Regions from separate parts of the Homo sapiens genome. Here regions 1, 3 and 4 are each linked to region 2. The links are chromatin contacts, found by Hi-C in ENCODE. All regions are on one chromosome and are shown on one strand. Each heading gives the region's core, a stretch centred on a gene start or an enhancer-like site at or near the end of the contact. The rest is flanking DNA. Distances are from core to core; before and after follow the strand shown.

Region 1 (3,362 bases), core at 858-3,357, 4.8 Mb before region 2:
TTAAAGTTCAACTCACAATACTTATTTCACCAGTTACCAGTTTAATGCCAATTGAATGGGCTGAATGCTGCAGACTCCATTTCAGTAATGTGGTTTTTAATCTTACCTCTGAACACTATACTTTCCCTAGAAAGATTTTAACCTTAAGCTTATCCCTACTTTCTTTTGAATACCCAACAGGTACTTCTTTGAAATCCTCTTTGCAAACTTTCCTTCTATGTTATTTCATGTTTATACCTTTATTATACTGACCCACTCAATCATGAAACAAATTGTAAGTAGACCATATTAAACCTACTCCAAATCCATTTTCAGCCACCTGAAATATGATCGGATCTGCTTTGAAAATGTTTGGATCTTCGGTCATGGGTGATTAACGACTTAAGCCTTCTAGGAAAATAATGCCACCAAAGAAATAGCTTACACTCTATTTACATGCATTTGTTTTGAGAAGAGGAACTGTGGTTTGCATTCGGCAACTTTTCAAAATTTTTTGTCACGCCATCTCTTGATAGTAGCAGAAACTGGACTGGAGTACATTCCTCTTAATAAGTTAGAAGCCTAATTTATATGAAAGATTATATTACTGGGTGTTCCCTTATTGTCCAATGAGTTCAAAAAGTGAGATACGTTAGGTAAAAGGTTCTATTCTCAAATGTGCTTATATTCAGGAAAAATTTCATATTCCCAATTGGGAAATCAGGGTCAAATGAGGCTATCTTTTTAACTACTTGATTCTGCTTCCCTATCCCTATTTCTCTCTACAACTTGAGGAATCAAAGAAAAAAAAAACTTTTTAAATAAATATTTGGTATAATAACATTTGAATAAGTAAAGGCAAATTGTCAAGATCCTGAAATCAGGAAAAGTCAAATAATTTGTAAAATCAAAACCACTGAGTTTGGAAAAGGAACATTATTAACTCATTAACTCCTGTTAAATCCCACGAATAATGGTGTGGTCAAAAAGGCAGATACAGGCCGGGCGCGGTGGCTCACGCCTGTAATCCCAGCGATTTGGGAGGCTGAGGCGGGCGGATCACGAGGTCAAGAGATCGAGACCATCCTGGCTAACACGGTGAAACCCCGTCTCTACTAAAAATACAAAAAATTAGCCGGGCGCGGTGGCGGGCGCCTGTAGTCCCAGCTACTTGGGAGGCTGAGGCAGGAGAATGGCGTGAACCCGGGAGGCGGAGCTTGCAGTGAGCCGAGATCGCGCCACTGCAGTCCGGCCTGGGCAGAACAGCGAGACTCCGTCTCAAAAAAAAAAAAAAAAGGTAGATACTATCCTCTGTCAGAGCTGTTGGATAAAGAGACTGGAAAAATAGCACATATAAATTCATCTCACGAACGGTCTTACTGTAAGAGTTCAGGCTAGATTCGAATCTCTTCAATATTTATTAGCTGGGTGACCTTGGGCAAATGACAACAACTTTCGGGTGTTCTTATATGTAATTCGTAGCTAATAGTACCAGTACATTATGTGGTTTGCGAAGGTTTCATTCAGAAACTGGATGAGAAATATTGAATGCTTAGCATGTGTCTGATACATAGTAAGTGTTCAACATTAGCTATTATTATTTTATGATTATTTCAATGTAGCAGGGAAGACTTTTCACAGTTTTCACAAAGACAGCACATTCCCAGAAACCAAATTCCCCTGCTTGCCAGTGCCTTAAACACGTAAACACGTGGGACTCGTGGTGTCCCACGCAAGGCTGAGAACTGGTTATCTGGGGTGGTCTCTGCCTGTTTCCAGCCAAATCAGAAAAAATAAGAACACCTTAATTAAAGGTATGCGGTTTAAAGACCTGTTCTTTATTCTTAGGCTGCACTTTGTTGGATGTGAAATTCTTTGATGCAACAGTGGCCAAGGCTAAATAGGATTTCTCGTAAAGTGTTAGGCAAAAGTTAAAGTTGGCAAGCCTACTGTGGGCCCCGAAATTCGTGAAAACCCCAGGAAACAGAATTGACCTCAAACCCCTCTTCCCTTCCAATACAACGCAGGCCGAACGGACCCACCGGTGGCGGTGAGAGAGGTCCCGCGAGAGACCTCCGGGAACTCGGGCAACCGGACCAGGATTGGCGGCGGCAGCAGCAGCAAGGAGGCGGGGCCTAGACGGGGCCTGCCCCTCGCACGTGATCCTACCCGCCAACTAGCCCCGGCGCCCAGAGCATCAGCCAATCCTCAAAGCTTTGGAAGTACCTGCCCAGCAGTGCGGCTGAGCCAATGGGCGGCCTCCTTACAGGCTCCTGGAGATCGGGATTCGCGGGTCCTGCCGGCGCCGGTGGCTGACGAAAGAGGAACCGGTAGTGGTTGGCTGTGGGACCCCGGCACCCGGCTCCGCACCTGAGGGGAAATCCGCTGGAAAGCACTAGGGCCAAGCGGCTCCGGTAGGCGCGCGGCAGCAGAGGTGGTCCGCCGCCGGCAGCCGGGGCTTTGGTGGCCGCTGAAGGTTTGCGGCAGGAGGCCTTTGTGAAGTCAGTCGGCTCCAGGTCGCCCTCCGGATGCGGTCCCCACACCGCCTGCGTCACCTGGGTTGAGGGGCTCATTTGAAATACAGACTTCGCTACCCACCCCAGCCTGCTGAATCGGAAATGCAGCGGTGAGCCATAGGTGATTATTATGCACCCTTAAATTTAAGAATTAGTCATTCGGAGGTTTCTCTCAATGGCGAACTTGAAAATAAGTTCAGGAAACCAGACAATTGGAGCGGACCGACAGCCCTGATTCCAATGGTAAGAGCAGTGCGCTGGGTGTGATCTTTCTGCCAGCACCTTAAGGCCTCACTTAACCTCGGGACCTTAGTTGCATCATCTATAGAATGAAATGATTGCTCTCCGACCTACCTTCTCGTGGTGGTGATGTGATAATAAAAATTGAATAGTGAGCAACCCAGTGGGCTATGGAAATGTGTGGAAGATGGCATTTCTATTTCTCAGTGGGGCTCTTACCTATTACTCATCAACCTTGTAGGCAGAATTGACTGATGCAGCCTACACAGTATTTAATTACATAAATGGGACACCACCTATGTGCCCAACATGGGATTTGATAGGAAGGATTTGAAGGGGTTAGAGACAGGGAGACCAAATAGGAGTCTGCCCAGCCACCCAGCTTTCGGGTAATGTGCGTCTGGTCTTCAGGGCCAACAATAGAGAGAATGTGAAATTAAGTTGATGATGGAAATGAAAGAAGGAGGAATTGAAAGCTTCTCAACTAAGAAACCAGAAGACAAGCAACAAGAGAGCATCTCATGAAATCACACAACAGGGTAACTGAGTGGGTATTTCCTGTGAGCAGTTATAAAGTTAGATTGTGGACGGGTACGGTGGCTCATGCCACTTTGGGAGGCCGAGGCG
Region 2 (3,090 bases), core at 28-2,527:
GCAGTTTACCATCTATGAAGGGTGTGGCAGATATGCAATGTTAATAATAGCTGACATTTAGAGAGTCCTTCTTACATGCAACTAACCACTTCGTAAATGTATTAACTCACAAACTCCCCACACCAACTCTGAGGAAAATACTATTATTTCCACAGAGCAGGAACTTCCACAGAGAGGTTAAAATAACTTGACTAAACCTGCCCAAATTCGTAAGCGGCAGCCAGAATCTAAACCTAGATAGTCCGGTCCCGGAGATAGGTTTTTAACCACAAAGGCATTTTCTAAAATTGTGAAAGTACAGAAGCACAGGAAAGAGACATTTTGGCCAGATAAGGGTTAAGGGAAGGCTTCATGGATGAAGTGGCATTCGCTCTGGGTCTTGAAGGTCAGCAGATGGAGAGGGCTCCTGGGGAGGAAGGACTCTAACGGGGAAGGAACAGCCTGACGAAGAGGAACTTTGGGTACCAGCCAGCTGACGACAGCAAGATCTGGTCCGGTGCGCGCGGGAGGAAGCTGGGAAGGGACGTCGCGCCCAGATCCCGAGGTCCTTGAGGACCAGGCCCTCTCTGCAAGGAATCGGGGAGGAAAATCTCAAACTATTAATAGAAGAGCGGCAAAAAGGAATTCGTGCGCACCCCTCTCTGTTGGAAGGACCTTCCCTGCCAGAGACCAAGGCTGGCAGGACAGGTATACTTCCCTCAGGGGGAAACAGCCGACAAAGGTGGTCAAGGTCGCCCGCGCAGGCTCCGGAGCTGCACGTCCTGGACGAACACTCCCGTCCCGAGCACAGACGCTGGGTATTTGGCTGCCAGCCCGGGCCCGCCAGGCCGGGCCTGGCACCGCCAACACCTGCTCGGCGGGAACAGGAAGACCTGTGTTCGGGAACTCCCTCCGGCCACCTCCCCGTATCCTCCTGGCCCTCGAAGGTCGAAAGGTGGCCTCTCAGGGACACCCGCCGCTCGCTCGGCTCCTCCCCTCAGCCGGGAGACCCAAGGAATAACAGCCTCTGCGATAGGAGCACGCTCTACCAATCAACCGTAGTCTTCGCCCACGCCTCAGCCGGAGGAAATTGCATTGGTTGCATCATTCTCGGCAGCCGATAAATTGTTTTCTTGGATTGGCTAATAGCGTTCCTTCTCCCCTGTGCCTTCGTCGTCAGAAGCTGGCGATTGGTTAATCGCGTTGCCAAGCTTTGGACGCGGCTCGACCATTGGAGGCCGCGGGCCCGCCCCCGCCGGCTAGGTGAAGGTGAGTGTCTCCTCCAGTCGCAACGGCCAGACCTGACCTGCCAGCTCCGGGCGTGGGGTGAAATCTCTTGATTCCTAGTCTCTCGATATGGCACCTCCGTCAGTCTTTGCCGAGGTTCCGCAGGCCCAGCCTGTCCTGGTCTTCAAGCTCACTGCCGACTTCAGGGAGGATCCGGACCCCCGCAAGGTCAACCTGGGAGTGGGAGGTAAGGATGTAGTGCTCTGGAGTGTGAGCAGCTCGGGGAGTGGAGCGGACCCAACCCAGGTCGTGGAGACTGTGGGAGAAGCCGAGGCCCAGTGTGGCGCTGCCTGAAGAGGGCGGCGCCGGAGAGGAGGCTGGATCCACGAAGGCTTCCTAAAACCTGCCCATTTTACAGATGCAGGTGTGGAGTCCCTGGAAAGGGGCGATGTGTCCGAGGCCGCACAAACCAGGTGTAGCAGCCAAGACACAAACTCAGTCTTTCCGATTCCCCATTCTGCCTTCTTTATACTGCATCCTCCTAAGAAATGAGGCTGCCGGAGCTTGTAGAGAGAGGTAGAAAAATAGGAAGCCTGATAGGCTTAGGGTTCTGGTTGCTAGGAAATGGGTAAAGGAGAACTTTTAACGCTAGAAAGCTCTGTTCTGAGTCGGTAAATATTTGAGTGACCACCGAGTATCAATCAGCCACCTTATTAAGCTTTGTAGGGGGAGACTGAGGCTTGATTTTGCCCTTAAGGATTTAAAAATCTGCTGGTGTTACACAATGCTTTGAGACAGGTTAATGCTGCCCCCGGGGGGTCTGGGGAGATGGTTCTGGCCGTCACAGATGTGGTAGGAATGGGTAGAGATGGTGGAAAGGAGTGGAGAGAAGTATGGATGGTAGAAGCTTACTTTCCACACATCCTATCTTCATTTCTTGATTCAAGTGATTCTCTTCTGTACCTTGGACAGCTCAGAGCATGGGCCTCAGTTTCCCCATCTGCCAAGAAGATTTATATTGGAGTGCCTCTCAAATTTTTTACCCCTAACCCTCTCTGATGAATTTGTTATTCTTCTCACTATCATTTGGATGTTTGAAGCCCCACAGACACTTATTTTCTCCATTTGGATTTTGCCACGTGCAAAGACCAGCCAGAGAGATGAAAATGGGTAGGATAAAGTCTTATGCTAGGTAATAGACTTAGAATAAAAGGACTAGAAATTGTGGAAAGAGAAGGTGGAATCATTTTGTAGCAGAGTGTGACATGAAGGACGCTCAGAATCAGGTTTCTCATAGATAACGTTTTGTCTGTGCATAGCATTTGTTAAAAAAAAAAAAAAAAAGTCGGCCGGGCGCGGTGGCTCAGGCCTGTAATCCCAGCACTTTGGGAGGCTGAGACGGGCGGATCACGAGGTCAGGAGATGAGACCATCGTGGCTAACACGGTGAAACCCCATCTCTACTAAAAATACAAAAAAGTATCCGGGCGTGGTGTTGGCCGCCTATAGTCCCAGGTACTCGGGAGGCTGAGGCAGAAGAATTGCTTAAACCCGGGAGACGGAGGTTGCAGTGAGCCGAGATCGTGCCATTGCACTCCAGGCTGGGCGACAGAGCGAGACTCTTTCTCAAAAAAAAAAAAAAGTCTTCACTAAGGAGTATGGGGAGGGGTAAGGAAAAATCCATTGAAAAGTGATGGTTTGTTGAAGCGGGTAATTTGTTGAAGCTGGATGATGGGTACATGGGCATACGTTATATTATTCTCTCAGCTTTTGTATAGGTTTGAAATTTTTCATCATAAAGCTTTTAAGATAAGTCAGTACTACATAGTTTGGCCCATTGAGGGAAAATGATGTTTTTAGCAGGCAACTGAGTGGGAGAAATGTT
Region 3 (3,189 bases), core at 614-3,113, 3.4 Mb after region 2:
CTGGTCAGAAACTCAAGATAAAAGTTCATTATCATTCCAGGATCTCAACCCCAAGAGTCAGAATCCTTTTTATTGAAAGTCAGCTGTTTTGCTTCTTTCTCAATTTTCTACATTTAACAAATGGCTTTCTTTATCCAAGGTGAAACTGAGTTAAGCTAGAGATCATTTTGGATCTGGTCTCTCTTTTGGTTATCGAAGAGGCAGAAATGTCTCATTAATCTGCCTTGCCACATGCAGAGTAAAACCGTTACTTAATAGCAACAATACACAGACTTTGCTTTGTGTTGGAAAAGTATTTTTTTCCAATATCTATTAAGTCTACTTTCTGCCTTTGATATCAGCAGGAAGGGGCAGCCAACTCCCTCCACTTTAGGGCTTTTGAACAGCCCAAATCCTGAGGGGTAAGTGATAAGAAGTTATCACTTAGTGCTTACTATATACCAAGAGCAGTTTCTAAGCACATGTACGGTACTAACTTAAGTTTCACAATCGCCAGAATCATAAGGCACACTCATTATTCCTCATTTTACAGATGAGGAAATCAAGAAACAGAAATTTCACTTGTCCACGTCTCACGGCAAGTTAGCGGAAAGGCTGAGGAATTTATGTACAAAAGCGACTTAAACTGGCTGCATGCAACGGCAACTCTCGAACAAAGAGGGCTGTTCTGCCCAACAAAAATTCAGTGTATATATCTTTTAAAATACAAGATCAAATTCATGACCCACCTGGAAGCCAGAACGCCCCTTTCCACCTTCCCTGGCCCAACTACCATCTCCCTACTCATTCAGGTTGCAGGTTCTTTTGATACATCCCAGAGAAGGAGCCAAGAAGTTAATTAACCTTGAGCAAATGAGCAAACTCGCCTTTTCTGGCCCGGAAGATAGTGAGTAAAGAACCTGACTAGACCTTCTAGAGAGCCGAGATTCAGAACAACTGGCGCGACACACAGAAGGAGAAGGCAGGCCGGGCCTCGGAGTTACCTTGTAGCGAAGCGCTTGGTGAATATCGGCGGCCAGCTGTCCTCGCCACCACTGCCCCTCCAGCTCCATGGGACCCGGCGGCGCGCCCAGCCCGACGCGGCAACTCGAGTCTGTAAGACACACCCCAGGCGCGGTCACTGCCGGCTCCCCCGCGACCCTCTGCGCCCCCTCCCCGGGGGGTGTGACCTCAGGCCACCCGGTGTGGCTGCTCATCTTCACTTGACTCTTCCTCAACCCAGCCCGACCCGAGTCGTTTCCCCCAACGCCACACGCGAAGCCGGGTCTGCCCCCGCAGGAAGAGCCGAAGGACTCTGAGACTCACTGCTCGACTATGTGTCGGGCAAAAGGGGATCCACTCGGGCCCTGAGTTGCCAAAGCGCGGAGCCAGGTGCGAGCTCGGGAAGAGCTGGGGGAGGCCCGGCTGGGGCTCCCTGCGTCCGGGGCTGGAGTTCTCCCGCCCTCCCTGAGGAGCGGGGAGAGGTGACACGCTCATAGCCCCGCTGAGGGGAAACGCTCCCATGGCAAAGCCCGGGGGTGAGCGTCTGCCTGGCCGCGGGTCTCCGCATGGACGTCGGGAGCCTGCTCCTCCCCGGGAGCCCCGAGAAACGCACGTTCCGCGCGGCCTCAGAAAGGGGAACAAAAGGCCGGGCCAGCCAGGCTCTGCGCCTCACCCCGGGAGGGTCCGCTGCCCCACGCCTACCCCAGGCCTGCCGGGCCGCCCGGCCCCACGCTGGCTCCCTTACCCGGAACCGCGGCCCTCACAGCCCCAGCCCCGCCGTCGTGCGGCGGACGCCGGCCCCGCTCATGCTGCGGACAGTGGGCCGCTAAGCGCCGGCCTCAGCTAGAGCCCAGCGCCTGGACGCTCGCGCCGCCCATTGTTAAAGGACCGGCAGGCGGCTCCGCATACAAAGCCAGCGCGGGGGCACTTGAGGCCCCGCCGCTGCCAATCTCGTCTCGCGATACAGCGGGGTCGCCCCGAGCCGTCCAATTGGCGGCCGGGCCGGGCCCAGGTGCAGCGCCAGGCGGCGGCGCGGCGGCTCCCGCCTGGGTACGGTCAGCATCCCGCACGGCGCGGCGTGGCCTGGGCTGGCCTGGCGCTTCGGTTGCCGGGGCGCTCAGCCGCCACCTACTGCGAAGCCGGCCTGATCGCCGGCTGAGGTCGGCAGAGAGCGCCGGAGAAATTGTAAGGTGGATCACTGCAGTGACCAATCCAGTTAGGCCACTCACCTGCTGAGAACCTTCGATGGCTCCTCGATGCCCGCGGAGCAAAGTTCCGACGCCTCAGTTTGGCGTTTAAAAGTCTTCACGGCATGGATTCGGTTTACCTTACTTCACGTTGCACCAACCGCTTCCATCCCAGGGGCTGCTCCGTGGATCATCAGGCCCTCCAAATGTGCTTTAGCTGTTTCTGCAGCCCCTGAAGCGTTTTTTTTTTCCTGTGAAATTATGCTCTTTTTTTAAGTTCCACCTCAAACTCCACCTTTCTTCTAGAAACCTAATTAATCTCTTCCCCCTCCTTATTTTCGTTGCTGTAGGGATTCCCAAGAGCTTTGAATGAAGACATTTAAGATTACTTCTAGTAACCTTGCTTGTCAAACCCATGGTGGATGTAATTAACCATCTGTGCTCGTAAATCAGGAAACTGCAAAACTGTGAGAACACTCCGACGTCAATTGAGGTGATATGGGGGCTGAAATGTGATTAGAGGAAACCTAATCAATTGTATTTTAACCTCTTTGGTGGATTATCACAAAAGAGGTGGATGGTAACCCTAGGACAGTGAGACTGTCCACTTTTCTGAGACTGGAGATCAATCTCTTAATAGTAAAACGTAAATATTTTTAAAACTTCACCCCTTTTACTTTGAATCCTTTGTCCAAAAAGATACATGATGATAAAGAACTACTACAAAGTGATAAATACATTTTATGTGATTCTGGGTGGCATCTTCATTTGAAGATCATCAGCAGACATGTATATGAGCCGTACCCTATCCATAGACGATGCTTATACCCAGGAGAGCAGGCCCGCAGGAACCAAAGGCAAGAAAAGGGAAACTCAGAAGCTGAAGTTGGCAGATCCCGGCCTAACCCGACATAGTCCAGGGAGAAGGCTGCCCTGGCCTGTCTCTCAGTTGCAGGGTCCTCTAGAGTGAAGGTAGACACATCAGGCTAAAAGCTTCATGCCATTTTTAATGGCATTTAAA
Region 4 (3,342 bases), core at 843-3,342, 4.8 Mb before region 2:
TAATTTATCGAAAAACTGAATAATACCCCTGTAACTTTAGCCAGTATGTTCACATACAGAATCTCTTACAATTAATTTTTATAAACCTTCCACAACTTATTTAAACCTTTAGTTTTTTTTTTTACTTAAAGCAATCCTTTAACACTTAAATGTAGGCAGAGAAAAATCCACATTCCCATTACTTCTTATAATCTTTCACCAAAAACACATTTTACTTTCTTTACACACCTTGCATGTAAAACTGTTTCTTTAGTAGTTTTAATTACATGTTATAATGTTAACTTTTTGCAACTTTTATTTTTGGTGAAAACCTTGGTAAGTAAGAGATTTTAATTGTGTACTAGGTGTGGAGCCTAGCCTAGGACACAACAGGCAGAAGTGCAGATAACAGCTGACTCTCTAGCATAGCTAGAGGGCATAGCTAACTCCACATGTCCACAGGGCTCACCCTTACTTAAGCAGGCAAGTTGTACAGTAAGAGTCATAGGGCATTGTATGAAGCATTTAGGAGGCCTAACAATCCGTGAATTGTACAACATTTCTTGCATAAAATCACTTTCATAAATCCTTTCACAACTTACACAGACCATCTGAGACCATGTGGATATCTAGCCCAACTCCCTGGATCCCACCAGTCTCTAAGTTCCAAGAAGGAAGAAACTTTATTTGTTTTTCTATTTTTTCCAAGTGACTAGCACATGCATGAATGCATGCGGGATGCTCTGTAAATATTTGTGAAAGAAATGGAGAGAAGAAAGCAAGACAGGAAGGAAAGACCTAAAGAAAGGAAGGGAAGGGTAGAGAAGGGAAGACGACTGAAGGGAAAGGAAGAAGGGTAAGGGAGGGAGTCTAAGGGAAGGTATGGGAGAGAAGAAGGAATGACAAGCTGCCGACCATTCAATCAGGTTACTTCCAGAGCTGTCTGCTTCCCTGAGGAAGCAAGAGGGTACATTTCAAAGTGTTATATGGTACTTAAGGGCTTGGAGCTCTAAATTAGCTAGACCTGCGTTTAAGTCCCACTCAGGGCTGGGCAAGGTGGCTCACGCCTGTAATCGCAGCACTCTGGGAGGCCAAGGCGGGCGAATCACTTGAGGTCAAGAATTTGAAACCAGCCTGGTCATCATGGTGAAAACCCGTCTCTACTAAAAATACAAAAAATTAGCTGGGCATGGTAGCACGTGCCTGTAATCTCAGCTACTTGGGAGGCTGAGGCAGGAGAATCGCTTGAACCCAGGAGATGGAGGTTGCAGTGAGCCAAGATCAAGCCACTGCCCTCCAGCCTGGGCAACGGAGTGAGACCCTATCTCAAAAATAAATAAATAAATAATATAAATAAATAAAGTCCCACTCAACTTTGTAGCCATGGACAAATTATGTGCTTCTCTTTTCCTCACGTTACTTATCTGTAAAATGGGGCTGATGGGAGATGTGAAGACGTTGCAACAATGTTTGGCACAGTCAGCACTCTAAATGAAAGTCTGTTTAGAAATTTATTGATTTTTAAAAATAATTATTTATTTAGAGACAGGTCTCGCTCTGTCGCCCAGGCTGGAGTGCTGTGGCGTCATCCCAGCTCACCGCAGCCTTGAACTCCTGGGCTCAAGCGATCCTCCCACTTCAGTCTCCCAAGTAGCTGGGACTACAGGCGTGCACCACCATGCCCGGCTGCTTTTTAAATTTTTTTGTAGAGATGCGGCACGGGCGCGGCAGGTTTCGCTATGTCTTCCAGGCTGGTCTTCAACTCCTAGCCTCAAGCGATCCTCCCGCTCTGACCTTCGAAAGCGCGGAGATTGTAGGCATGAGTCTTACTTGCAATTATTGGCCCGGACCTGGGGAAATTTGTTAAAATGCAGATTCTGATTGAGTAGATCTGGTGTGGGAGCCAAGTTTCTGCATTTATAACAAGCTTCCCAGGTAGCACCAATGTTGCTGGTAAACAGACCACACTTTGAACAGCAAGGGGCCCGCCCCTCGCTTGGCTTGCCGCTCACCCATTGGCCGAGAGCGGCAGACCTTCCACCAATCTGCTCGGCTCAGAAGGGAGCGGGCCAAAGCGCAGAGCCAATGGGCGCGGGGCTTACGGTCTCCGGGATACGGGTGTACACAGCAGCGGCGTCGCGGCCCGCAGCCCCGCGGCGGCGGAAAGGTAACCGACCCGCCCTGGGGTGCTGCGTGCGCTGCCTGCTCCCGCCTGAGGAAAACACTGCCCATGGCGCAAGGCCGGGAGCGCGACGAAGGCCCCCACTCCGCCGGCGGCGCGTCCTTGTCCGTGAGGTGCGGTGTTCACGGCCCCGCGACCGATCTGGGTCTCGCGGAACCTCCTGCCCCAAGTCCCCTCCTCCCTCCTCTCCCTCCGGTTCCTTAGGGCGGCTTTCCCCGCAGCTTCGACCTCTTCCCCTCTGCCCCCAGTGCCTTCCCTCAGCCTCCCTCCCCGTGTGACCTCCCCTGTCCGCTCCCCATCCCCTTGTTCCTTGACCCCGTCCCCAGTTGTCTTTCCCACTCCTTATTCTGCGACCCTGACCCTCCGTCTCTTACCCAGCAACGTCCCCTGCACCCTTCATCTCTTCCTTCTAGCTCAGGATTCCCGCTAGTGATCCGGGTCTTCTGATCACATCCCCCTCCCCCTCCACCTGGCGACAGCCCGGATCCCGTCCTTGCTACCTTTGGTGATTTTCCCCAAAGTTAGGTCCCTGAATCCTTTCCTTCTAACTCCTATCCACTAGCTTTGGATTTATTTGCATTTATAGTAGCCTTTGAAAAGCATCAAGCACTGCGCAGATATAGGTGGCATTTTTTCCCCTACATTCTAGAGTGTTCCTCCCAGCCCCCACCTCCACTCTATACAGCATCCCCTGCTAGTCCTGGACACTCTAATGTCTCGAGGTTTCTCACCAAACCAGTGTCCTTCACTTGCCTTTTCCACCATCTTCAAGCATACCTTTAATATTTAAATAAAAATAGAATCTCCTTCATCTCCTCTCCTTTCTAGCATACACCTAGCACGCACTCCTTACTTGAGAGTATGTTCTTTTTGTGTGCTAGCCTTTCATTCACGTCGACTTCATTCCTTTTATTTTCTACGTTTATCTGTATTTTTAAATCTAAAATATGGCCACATACTCTTCATCTGTGTAAATAAGCAATTTTCCTACTCTGCTAACAACCACAAAGCAGGCTGTCCTATGCAAAGTTGTTTTTTAAAGTTTATTTAAAAAAATCAAACTAATTATAAAAGAATGGCCCAGGATGCCACTGTGTTGAGATCAAGCTCTTTTCTCTGTTATTTTCACTTTTTGTCTTCCAAGTATAGAAGACCCCAGAAGTCCTTCTGAGACTTTCTCA

Evidence for each region. A loop is a pair of places that touch in the nucleus more often than their neighbours do. Pooled maps may share reads with other maps.
Region 1: a pooled map shows a loop between it and region 2 (12-fold over the local background). The contact joins the promoter of GSTO2 here to the promoter of GOT1 in region 2. A Hi-C loop is called at or near these places in 5 of 50 pooled maps.
Region 3: a loop to region 2 is called in a map of CD8-positive, alpha-beta T cell, with 13 times the contacts of the local background. The contact joins the promoter of CCNJ here to the promoter of GOT1 in region 2. A Hi-C loop is called at or near these places in 2 of 168 maps with a recorded cell type or tissue (CD8-positive, alpha-beta T cell and naive thymus-derived CD4-positive, alpha-beta T cell) and 7 of 50 pooled maps.
Region 4: a pooled map shows a loop between it and region 2 (34-fold over the local background). The contact joins the promoter of CFAP43 here to the promoter of GOT1 in region 2. A Hi-C loop is called at or near these places in 5 of 50 pooled maps.

What each region holds. Positions count from the first base shown.
Region 1 is chr10:104,267,929-104,271,290 of GRCh38, reverse strand. GSTO2 (glutathione S-transferase omega 2) reads right to left here and starts at 2,107. Exons shown (of 7, transcript NM_183239.2): 1 at 2,022-2,107. It overlaps MIR4482 (microRNA 4482), which reads left to right and starts at 2,886; the gene lies at 2,886-2,955. LOC124902497 (a long non-coding RNA gene) reads left to right here and starts at 2,374. Exons shown (of 2, transcript XR_007062284.1): 1 at 2,374-2,738. RefSeq lists enhancers at 2,228-2,567, 2,618-2,787, 2,798-2,857.
Region 2 is chr10:99,428,811-99,431,900 of GRCh38, reverse strand. GOT1 (glutamic-oxaloacetic transaminase 1) reads left to right here and starts at 1,277. Exons shown (of 9, transcript NM_002079.3): 1 at 1,277-1,453. The coding sequence starts at 1,336. It overlaps GOT1-DT (GOT1 divergent transcript), which reads right to left and starts at 965. Exons shown (of 5, transcript NR_183993.1): 1 at 636-965. RefSeq lists enhancers at 697-1,126, 1,307-1,356, 1,377-1,436.
Region 3 is chr10:96,042,257-96,045,445 of GRCh38, reverse strand. It overlaps CCNJ (cyclin J), which reads right to left and starts at 1,863. Exons shown (of 6, transcript NM_001134375.2): 1 at 1,727-1,863; 2 at 984-1,093. The coding sequence starts at 1,052. The region is part of intron 2 of ENTPD1-AS1 (ENTPD1 antisense RNA 1); the gene reads left to right. RefSeq lists silencers at 1,583-2,152, 2,280-2,474.
Region 4 is chr10:104,231,114-104,234,455 of GRCh38, reverse strand. CFAP43 (cilia and flagella associated protein 43) reads left to right here and starts at 2,092. Exons shown (of 38, transcript NM_025145.7): 1 at 2,092-2,274. The coding sequence starts at 2,210. RefSeq lists an enhancer at 1,971-2,265.